Linked DNA regions of Homo sapiens: region 2 is linked to region 1. A link is an interaction called in ENCODE POLR2A ChIA-PET data of the cell type or tissue named here. Cell type or tissue: PC-9. All regions are shown on one strand. Each heading gives the region's core, and the rest is flanking DNA. Links, peaks and the distances in the headings are about the cores only.

Region 1 (5,393 bases), core at 121-5,120:
TTTCATACCACATCTTATAAATGTTTGCAATCATAGCCCCAGTTATTATGTTATAATTATATGTTATTATATATGTTATATATTATGTTATATATATAAAATATATATGCTATATATATTATTATATGTTATTATTGTACAGTCATAATGCAGATAGTGAAGGCTACCATTACTAAAAAGGCAATGTTATCCATCCTGACATTGTAAAATTGTAAAATTGTAAATTTTCACAATTGTAAAATTTCACATTTAAAAAATATAATAAAGCTTACCTACCTATCTACTTAATACTTGAAACTGCTTTATAAAATTCTCACTCACTAGTTGTGAATTTATTGTTAAATGCCTTCATTGGACATGATCTCATGAGTCTCTGTGACTGGACAGCATTCCTTATCCAACTGAAGTGATGAGCATCAGATGCCGCTCCAAGTGTCGTAAAAAGGAGGCACTACCTCTAAGCCAAAGAGGCTGGGTCATTCTACTGCATATGAGGAACAAATGCAACTACAACAAAGGTCTTCATTTTAAGAAGATAAATCTGGGTTTAGTCAAAATACATAAGATAATTTGTTTGGAAAACTTTTTGACTGCTGCTTTATGCTGTACAAAATAAACAACAAAAGTCTACTAAGAAGAAGCTTGTTTTTATGGTTTTTAGCCTCTAGATGCATATATAATTCATCCATATGGCAAAAATCATTACATTAAAACAATTTTGGGAGAGAAGTACATTATTAATACTTCAAAATTTCAATTTCTTAAATTTAGATTAGCTTTCTACAACATACAAGCAAAGTTAAGAAAAAAAATCAGAAACCAAAAGGCTTATTCTACCGCATTTCTTGGGAAATTGTTTCACTTTGAGAGTGTATGATTCTTTAATCATTATTCACACCTTCTTTATTTTTCTAAAACATTGTTTTCCATAGTATCACTGGAGGAGCAGTAAAAATGTACTCTTGCATTTTTCTGAATAGTAAACTGATTATGCCTCTGTAATGGAAATAACCAAAACAATATCTTTGAATGTATTGAAAATAAACACTTTCCTCTTCATTTACTCAATAAATGTTTTCAAATGACCATTATTTGACTGAGCATGTACACAGCACTTATTATGTATCATGCGTTATACTAGGTCATATATATATGTAAGTATACCATATACATTAGCTTCCTGAATCATTGTAATAATATGAAGTATGTATAATTATTACCTCTATTTCAGAGAAAAAGAAAGCACAATAAGGTGCAATAAATAACTTGTGTGAGATCATTCAGCTTGTGAGTAGCTGAGAAAAATTTGAATCCACACAGTATTTTTTAATTATTTTGATCAAAATATAGCCACATTACAATGAGTAAGTGCAATAGTTTCCTACTTTCTATGGAAGCAGAGAGAAAGAATGCCTACCCTATTCTTAGGGTAATCATGGAAGACTTCCCCAAAATAAGTAATGTCTAAGTTAAGAGGGATATGTTTGAGTTAGGTGGGAAAGGAAGACGATTAGTCTTTTAGAAAAAAAAAAGCAATGTGGCCCAACACTGAGATTCTAGTACATTTCAGAAAGAAAAAGTTGTTCTTCCTGGCTGAAAAGCAAGATGTAAGGTAGAGGGGTGCTAGATATCTTTCTGGAAAATAAATGTGATGCTGATAATGAAGGCCCTCTTCTACAAACTGAGAAGTTTTAACAATATCCTCAGGTGACAGGAATTATTATAGAGCTTTCAGTAGGTGATTAATCCCATTTGTGGAACACAGAGTGGAACTTAGGAAGCAAGGTTGGAGATGAGGTTATGTATTAGCAGGCTGTAAAATGCTTTTAGAATACAGTTAAAATGGTGCTGGGCACAGTGGGTTGTAATCCCAGCACTTTGGGTAGCCAAGATTGGTAGATCACCAGAGATCAGGAATTCTAGACTAGCCTGGCCAACATGGTGAAACCCCATCTCTACTAAAAATGCAAAAAAATACAAAAAAAAAAAAAATAGCTGGGCATGGTGGCGTGCACCTGTAATCCCAGCTACTTGGGAGACTGAGACAGGAGAGTCGCTTGAACCCTGGAGGTGGAGGTTGCAGGGAGCCCAGATGGCGCCTCTGCACTCCAGCCTGGGCAACAGAGCAAGACTCCGTATTAAACAAAACCAAACCAAACAAAAAACAACAGTTAAAATGGTTTCAGCTACAACTAACAGAAAAAAAAGGAACTCGAACAGAGTAAACAGTAAGGAATTTATTATCTTACAAAACGGAATTAGCTCAATGGTTTGATGATGGTATCAGGACCCAGATTCCTTCCATATTTTTGCTCTGACATCCACAGGGTGTGGGCCTAACTACCCCACTGGTCTCAAAAAGACTAGGTGCCACATTCTCATCAAATATGAACCAGAGACAGGAGAGGGGTATTGTTTCCTTTTGTCTCTTTTTAAGACTGAGGAAAAAGCTTCCCTAAAACTCCTTCACATTTCATTGGTCTTAATTGCAGCACTATCAAAGGGAATGTAGTTACTATGCTTCACTTTGACCAACCCAGATGTAACTTTAGGTTACAGGAAAAAAGCAAAACCCAATGGAATTTTAAGTCATATGGAAAGGCATGAACTGCTAAATAATTAAATACTTACAAAATAATTTTAATGAAGGTCTCATTAGCAAGAAAAATGCAGAGATATGGATGATAACAATCTCAGAGACTACTGCAGAAATGTGAGTGGCCCAAATCAAAGCTGTGGCAATGGAAGCAGAGGTGAATATTTTAAGACATGAAGAATACAGACTTCCTAGCATGTTCTTTGTCAGTCAATGCTGAGTTAAGGGAAAAGGAGAATATGTCCTAGGTTATATTGGCTCAGGCAAGTCTATGGAAGCTGATATAATTCACCAATACAGGAAATATGACAGCAAGGCAAGTTAACAAAAGAAGTTTTTGAGTTCAATAATGTTGAATTTGAGATACCAGTGGGATACTAGTTGGAAGTGTCTAGTGCATAGTTGGAGAAATTGGTCTTTAATACAAAAAAGACAGCAGAACTGGAGCTATAGATGTAGAAGTCACAAATTTATAAAAGACAAATTAAGCAATGGGAGTAGTTGATTTCACCCTAAATGATAGCATCACAGTAGAGGAGACAAAGTTCTAGAATGGAATACATACCAACACCAATAGGTAACAAGGGAATAGAGAAAGAGGAGCCAGATGGCTGAGATAAATAAGAGAACTAGAAGGTAGTTTCATGTTTCATGAAAATTAGGGGAGGACAGGGTTTTGAAAAGAAGGAAGTTGTCAATAGCGTTAAATGCCTCTGAGAGGTGAAGTATAATAAATGCTTTAGCTTGGTCCATTGGGTTTAATTTATTGGAAACAGGGGGGTGAGGGGGGTGATACTGGTGTATGCATGGAAGTTGTTTTTGTGGTGTGCTGGGAGAACAAGCAAGAAAGCAGTAAATGGGTTAGTGAAAAGTGAGAGTGTAGACTGGGAGGCTAGAAAAATTTTTTTTTTTTACATTTCAAAAAATTTAAATTATTTTTAATTGACAAATGATTATGAGTATTTATAAGGTACAATGTGACATTTTGATATATGTATACACTATGAAATGATTAAAGTTTTTGTACATCACCTAAGTATATTTTCCCATATACCTTAAATCATCTTTAGATTACTTATAATACTTAATGCAAAATAAATGCTATGTAAATAGTTGTTATACTGTATTGTCTTTTAAGTTGTATTATTTTTATGATGTATTGTTGTATTTCGTCATTTTTTCCTAATATTTTCAATCCATGGTTGGCTGAATCAGAGGATGCAAAACCCACAAATACAGATGGCCAGCTATATTGTATATTTGAAAATTGCTAAGACAGATTTTAAATATTCACACCACATGAAAAAATCTTTTAAGAAGTTTGTGAAGCAGGAAAGAGCAATAGGGAGTATGAATTAGATAGAGACTTGTAAAGAAAAGTGGGTATTTTTTTTATCTGCTAACTGCACTGCCATTCCAACTTCTCTCAAAATTGTGTTTCGATGATAATATATACAAATAGTTTTGGAGTCTATGGAAGAAATGCTCTAGACTTTGAAAATATAATGTAAATATTTCTGGGGTATATTATATATCAAATCTATTAGAAGATTTAATTTTTAAAATTTTTTGTGTAAGTTATTAATGTGTCCCAAGCTATTTTGTCTTCCTTTTTCTATGTATTTCATCAATGGTGTCTTGTTTTATCACAAATCTTTAAAATCAGAACTAATCACATTTCATATTTAGGATGTTGAATATAGTTTTCATACATAATAAGGTCATATAACAGTGATTAATAATTATAAATATTTCATCATGGAGATTTTTGGCTTCCAGGACTTTCTTTAAAAATGCTAAGGAAAATAAGAAGCAGAAACATTTATATTCAGTACTTAAGGACAAATCTGTAAAGTAGGCCCCAGTCAAGCTATACCAGGTCTATGTTTCACTCATGATCTATTTCACAAAATGTCTATATCACTATAAAAACTCCTGAGATAAGTATAGAAGTTAATACAAAAAAGAAGCTAGTAATACTTACATGCTTCATTTGGCATTAAAAATAGTAATTATTCTTACAGTTCCGTATTAAGGTGCTCACAATAGAAAATAAAATTAGTATTAATTTTCTTTACTAAGGTCCTTTGGGTGATGCCAAAGAAAACCTGATATAAATTCATTTCCTTTCACAAATGTGATTTTCATAATGATGAGAGTAATAAGAGAAGTGGGTAAGAAGATGTCGCATTTTGAAAAAAATGACTCCATCATTCAGTTGACTTTACAGCCCCAGGACTAAGTAAGCTATTCAGTTAAAATAAAAGCTGATTTTAAAAAAATTTCCTGATTGTATCTCTTTGCACAAAAAATATGTTCTTCATTTTCTTTGGGGGAAAGAAGGGGTCTGGGAGTGGCTGGCAGGAGGTCTGGATTAGATTCTGGCTCTACTTCTAGTAGGAATGGGTAAGTCAGGGATTCACCATGCCGTGGATTCCATGTCGGTGGGATTCAGCAGTGGGATATTAGGGAAGCTTAAAACATAGTATAAAAATAAAGTGAAAACTTTAAAAAGTGAAGGGAAATATAAATACATATATTTAAATCTAATAATACATTTTTTTCAAAAGAAGTAAATAGTTTTGTGAGTATATAGCAGATTAGGTAGTATGGTGGACCACACAGTACATGAAAGGAGGCCAGAAAGCATAAAAGGAGGACATTGGGTGCAGGTGGGTGCCTGCGGGCACCAGAAAAGGCTGGCAGAAAACAGATGTGAGCATGACCAGTCAGAGATAAAGAGCCTTATGCAGGAATGTGGTGACAGGGTAAACAACACTAAGCATTAGTCATTTCC
Region 2 (5,393 bases), core at 171-5,170, 570 kb after region 1:
CCTAGAATTTGGGGTCTGAGATGAGAGGAGAAGCCTTGAAGATTTCCAAAATACCTTCAGAGTCATCCGCCCATTGTCTTGATGAATACCACCTGGCTTCCTTCTATCCATGCTAATCCTTTATCAAAGGGCCACTTGCCAGATCCTCGCATGCTTTTTTGTTCTTTATATGGCCAGGCTGTGAGTTTTCCAAATTTTTATGTTTTATTTTCCTTTTAATTACAAATTTCATCTTTAGGTCATTTATTTCTTCTGCCATTTTACTGTATGCAGTTAAAATAATCCACACAATAAAACCACCTTTGCAAAATTATGACAGTCAGAGAAATCTGACAGAGTTGACTCCATCTTGCTTTTAAACTCCAAACTGTCCTTGATCATTCCTGGGCATAGGCAAAGCTAACTTTGGGAAAAATTGAGTTTATAGTTTAACCTTAAAGCAAGAATGATAATAGTGCTTCCCAAAACTAATTCACCTTTGTAAAACTAATGAAAGCCCACAAGAGTAGGATTATGAAAGAGGCCTGAATTCCTCTAAGATGTAGGCATAGATAAATGTTAACCAGCCATTGTTCTGGAGGTTACAAGATTTGTAACTTCCTCAGTTACACATGTTGATAACATCGCTATGATAGAACCTAAGATTGGCCTTTGAGATGTCTCTTCAGACTTTTGCATTCCTGATGATTGGCTAACTCTACCTGGTCTCATGACTCATGACTCAACTGGTCCTGTGGCCTTCACACACAGAGGCAGACTCAGAACACAAGGACTGTTTTCCACACCCCTATGATGGCATCCCAACCAATCAGCAACACCGATTCCCTAGTTTCCACCCACCAGACTATCCTGGAAAACTCTTAACCTCTGAGTCTTCAGATTGTTTTGTGTAATAACTCTGTCTCCCATGTGTCATGGCTGGCCTCAAGTCAATTAAACTCTTTCTATACAGCAATGCTGTGGTCTCAGTGAATTGATTTTGACCATGGAGTGGGCAGAAAGAATCTGCCAGATGATTACAAAGTCTCCTTCAATATTTTAGTTAGAAATTTCTTCTGCCAGATAATCCTAGTTCAGTACTCTTAAATTCTGCTTCCATAAAGCTGTTGAGCATGGGAACAATTCAATCCTGGTCTACTTTATGACAAGGATGACCCTTCCTTCTGTTTCCAATACTTTATTCCTCATTTTTCTCAGAGATTTCATCAGAATAAACTTTACAGTCCATACTTCTACGAACATTCTAATCATGACCACTTAAATACTCTCCAAGAACTTTTAGACTTTCCCTACAGCCCTCCTATTTTCTGAGCCCTTTCCAGAATTGCCCTTATAGCTCTGCTCATAGCAATACAGGCTCTTTTTAGCCTCCAAACTCTTCCCATCTCTGCTCATCACACAATTCTAAAGTCATTTCCACATTTTCAGGTATTTATTATAGCAACAGCCCCACTTCTTTCTACCAGTTTTCTGTCTTAGTCCATTTGTGCTGCTATAACAGAGTATGTGAGACAGGATAATTTATAATGACTAAAAAGTTATTGGGCAAATGTGTCACATGGGCAAGAGAGTGGGGGAGAGGGTCAAACTCATCTTTTTGTAAGGACTGACAGCCAAAATGAGTGTTTGGGGCATAACTCTCAAATCTGAGATTTATTGAGCCAGCCTGAGGGTATGCCCAGGAAAACTGCATGTCACAGAAGCATCTGTGGCAGTTTTTTCCCAAGAAGTTCTTAGGAGGCTTAGTATCTATACATTTTCCTTAAAAAGGGCTGTAGGGGTCAGCAGTGAGATAAATGATTACATACTTGTAAGACTTTAGTTAGTGCCCAGTAAATCTACATTTTACATAAGATAAGGTGAACATTTGAGGGAAAAAGGGAATAGAGGAAGCAGATGTCTCAGGGAGGTGTGAAGGAATGATTAATGTCTTTGTTCTGTACCTGGGAAGATAAACTAGTAGTTTTTTGAGAGCACCAAATCCTAACCACTACACTACCAGGGAGCATCAACTGGTAGCTTTTGAAATGGCTGGTTTCTGCTTAGCCTTTAGGGAAGAAAATCTAATGACCGTAAGCAAGGGAGGGAGTCTAATGAAACCTGCCAGATTTCCCATCCTGAATTGCCATGAATTCAACTTCCAAGGTTTCTTTGGGGTTCCCTTGGCCAAAAGGGGATCAATTCCATCAGTTAGGGGACTTAGAATTTTATTTTTATCTCTCAGAATCCACTTCCATGATAATAGCATTAATCCACTTAGGAGGGCAGTGCGCCCATAACCCCAACACCTCTCATTAGGCCCCACATCCCAATGCGGCTGCATTGGGGATCAAGTTTCCAACACATTAACTTTGGGGACACGATCAAACTACAGCACCACTCAAATTGTATCTTGTATTGTATGTCAATTTGTTTTAAAATTGTAGTGGGCCCAGGAATTAAAAGGAAAAGTGTGGCTTATTGAAACTACAAACAGAAGTGCCCCCTAATGGAAATGAAGACCAAAGCCTGTGTAGAATGAGTGATATCTAAGATTCACAGGGAGCAGCTTGCTGCTGGGGTCTTTTGTGCAGTGTGTGTCACACTCTCAGACTTGGAATTCCAAGCTGACCGGGTGACTGGCTGACCAAAAAGAGCTCACAGAAGCCTCCATCAAATCACAGCCAGTAATGATGATGGTCCCAGAATACCCAAGGAGAGACAAAGTCAAAAGAGCTACAATCTAAAAATAATTCCACTGCATTCCCATCTCTAATATCATCTCTATCTTTGAAGAGGAAGAACAAGGAGAAAAAAGGGAGGAGCTGAGAGTTTGATGAGAGGAAAAAAGGGAAAAAAAGAGAATGCCATAAGAAATGACTGTTTGGTGCATTATTATTTTTTATTTATTTTTACTCCCTTTGAGATTTTATAAAGAGAAAAAATATATATACCAAACACTGTTTACTTACATAATAAATATAACCTTCTAAACTATACAGACAAGTCAGTAGTTTCCCAAGTCATCAAGTGGGTCACCTGCTTACAAGGAACTGAATATGCTAAGTAGGACTCCATCCTCATCTGAGGGTAATAACACAAATATCAAACATTTGTGTGGTATTGTACAGTTTACAGGGGTCTTTTCTCAAAATCTGTGTACCCTGAGCTAGAACTAGAGTTTAATACTTTAATTTCTGACCTGGTAACCTCATCGAAGTCCCTTCCTTTTTCTCGTATTTCCCAACTATAAAATGGGAAGTATTTTCACACTACATAAATACATAGTTGAGGACTACTATAAAAATATGTTAGTTCATGTGTTCTGTTTTGAGATTATATAATAAAATAATAATATTAAATGTAATATAGTATTTTGGAACTTCTTCAAGGTTTTCTTTTAATAATTATATCCTTAAATTTTAACATTTTTCTTTTCATTACGCAAAAAGAAATTAATTTTCCTACCCTTAATGAATAATTTCTAAGCAGATTCTAACTGAAAGAGAAAAGAGTTAATCTTTGCTGTGTTCCTTAGTGATTATGTGTGATCTTATGCTTCAGACTTTAACAATCAAATCTATTTTTTGCATACAGTGGTGAAAATATGAAATATCTTAGGTTTTGCCCAATATACTATACAGTGCAGTATGAGCATGAAAAGTGAAAAGAGTGAAAAGAGACTACATTTTGGAAGTCAAACAGAAATGGTTTGAATTTCACCTTTATGATTTATTAGCAAATTAGTTTACCTCTTTGTGTTTTAATTTCTGCATTAGTACAATAGATAAAATAATTACTTCCAATAATTTTTTTGAAGCTTAAATGAGATAAGGTGTTTTGTAAATGGCTGAAAAATTAGTTATTCTATAAATATTAGGTCTTCTCCTCTTACCTTCCCTTTAATTAGGCTTCATTGCATGTCATTATCACAAGTAGGGATGGTTCCATAAGAATTTTACAGAAGGATAAAATGAAGTACAATAATCAAAGTCTCTTGGAACCCCATAGCCAGAAACAAAGAGTAGCTTGTTTTAAAGAATTCTGCCTATTTCTGACTTGAAATCCATTAAGAATGCCTGAGACAACTGGTTTTCTAAGATAGTTTAGCAGGATCAAACTTGTTCTTATAAACCTTGGCACCAGGCTTGGACTTCTGGTTGATAATGGGAAACTAATTATAATTGATCAGGGGGTGTATGCTGTTGGGTTCCTCAATGTTATCACATCTGGCTTAGCCTATCCAGGCTACTCCAGTTTGTGAGAAATGGGAGAACCAGGCCTAGAACCCAGGTCCTCTAACTCCAAGCTCCGTATTGACACTTCTGTGATTGCATTTTTGTTAAGAGTTTTTCACATTTGTTTATGCCATTTATGCCATTCTCAAGAAACCAAGGTTAGTCTTGTCTTCTCTCCCATGAAAAGTTTAATCTCAATTTCTCACAACATGATGACAGCACTTAGAAATTCTCCATATTCACCTGCCAGTATACACAGGACCCTTGTACCTACCTATAAAATGTTTCCATGTGGTGGCCAGATAAAACCAGAAGTAACTGATGTGGCACAAGAATAAAAGCCTCCAGACTATAGCTAGGAGAGAAAAATTGTTTCTAGTTTTGTGTCTGTCTCTATCTCTCTGGTGCTGGCTGGTTATTTAACTACTTAGGATCTCTGCTTTTTTTACATCGTACAGGTTGTTATCATCTAAAAGATAAAATTTACAGCTCACATACCAATGCCATAGACTTTTGGTTGCCAAGTGGCATTGCATTAAAATACTTGAAACAAGAACTCTTAACTAGATGCGGAATGGTCAAACACAAGATTTTAATAGAAAAGCCAACGCGAATTCAGCAAGAGATATTCAAGTAAGGAAGTTATCTTAGATGATCACAAAGGTTTCTTCCAGTCTGGGAGTCTTTGTTCTGGTAAAATGAAGTCAGCACTGATACAGCTGCCTTGATGTGTCCTCACGTAGCAATCCCACCCCAACTCTCCATGTCCAATGCCACAGAGTGTATAATGCAAACCTTCAGGATTCAGTTTGATTCAGACGATATGCATAGACAAAGCCATATCCTCAGCAGCAGAATTTGAAACTTAAGACTGTCTAATGGATTTTATCACTAATGAGTAGAGCCCATGGTTTTGAAGCACTGAATGCAGTTTTTAAATCTTTCCAGTGGAAGTGTTTGCATGCCTGACTTAGCTGAAATGCATAGCAGGCATTTTCTTTGCATCTCTGTTTTACTATCTATTTCCTTGCCACACTTAGTATTTTAAACTGCCCTCCTACTTCCTGGCATTACTGAGCTTGAGTTGATTGAAGGTTATAGCAAAGTTAACAGTTTGGAAATGTGGTTAACAGTGTGGTGTGACTGCCTTCGGTTGAAGTGTTAAAATTGCCTATA

Evidence for each region. Peaks named below come from ENCODE experiments on the same cell type or tissue, not always from the same donor. Only the 100,000 strongest peaks of a DNase experiment are listed, where the experiment ranks them.
Region 2: POLR2A ChIA-PET joins it to region 1 with 5 read pairs; 5 of 35 experiments call an interaction of 5 or more read pairs at or near these places.

Annotation. Positions count from the first base shown.
Region 1 is chr1:198,669,235-198,674,627 of GRCh38, reverse strand. All of the region lies in intron 2 of PTPRC (protein tyrosine phosphatase receptor type C), which reads right to left. Among named protein-coding and RNA genes, the nearest start is that of PTPRC-AS1, 4.8 kb to the right of the region's middle. RefSeq lists an enhancer at 4,665-5,393. In PC-9, for the core only: no CTCF peak of the experiment used is centred there; a DNase peak (open chromatin) is centred at 2,317.
Region 2 is chr1:198,102,621-198,108,013 of GRCh38, reverse strand. No RefSeq gene overlaps it. Among named protein-coding and RNA genes, the nearest start is that of NEK7, 52 kb to the left of the region's middle. In PC-9, for the core only: no CTCF peak of the experiment used is centred there; a DNase peak (open chromatin) is centred at 563; H3K27ac peaks cover 755 bases.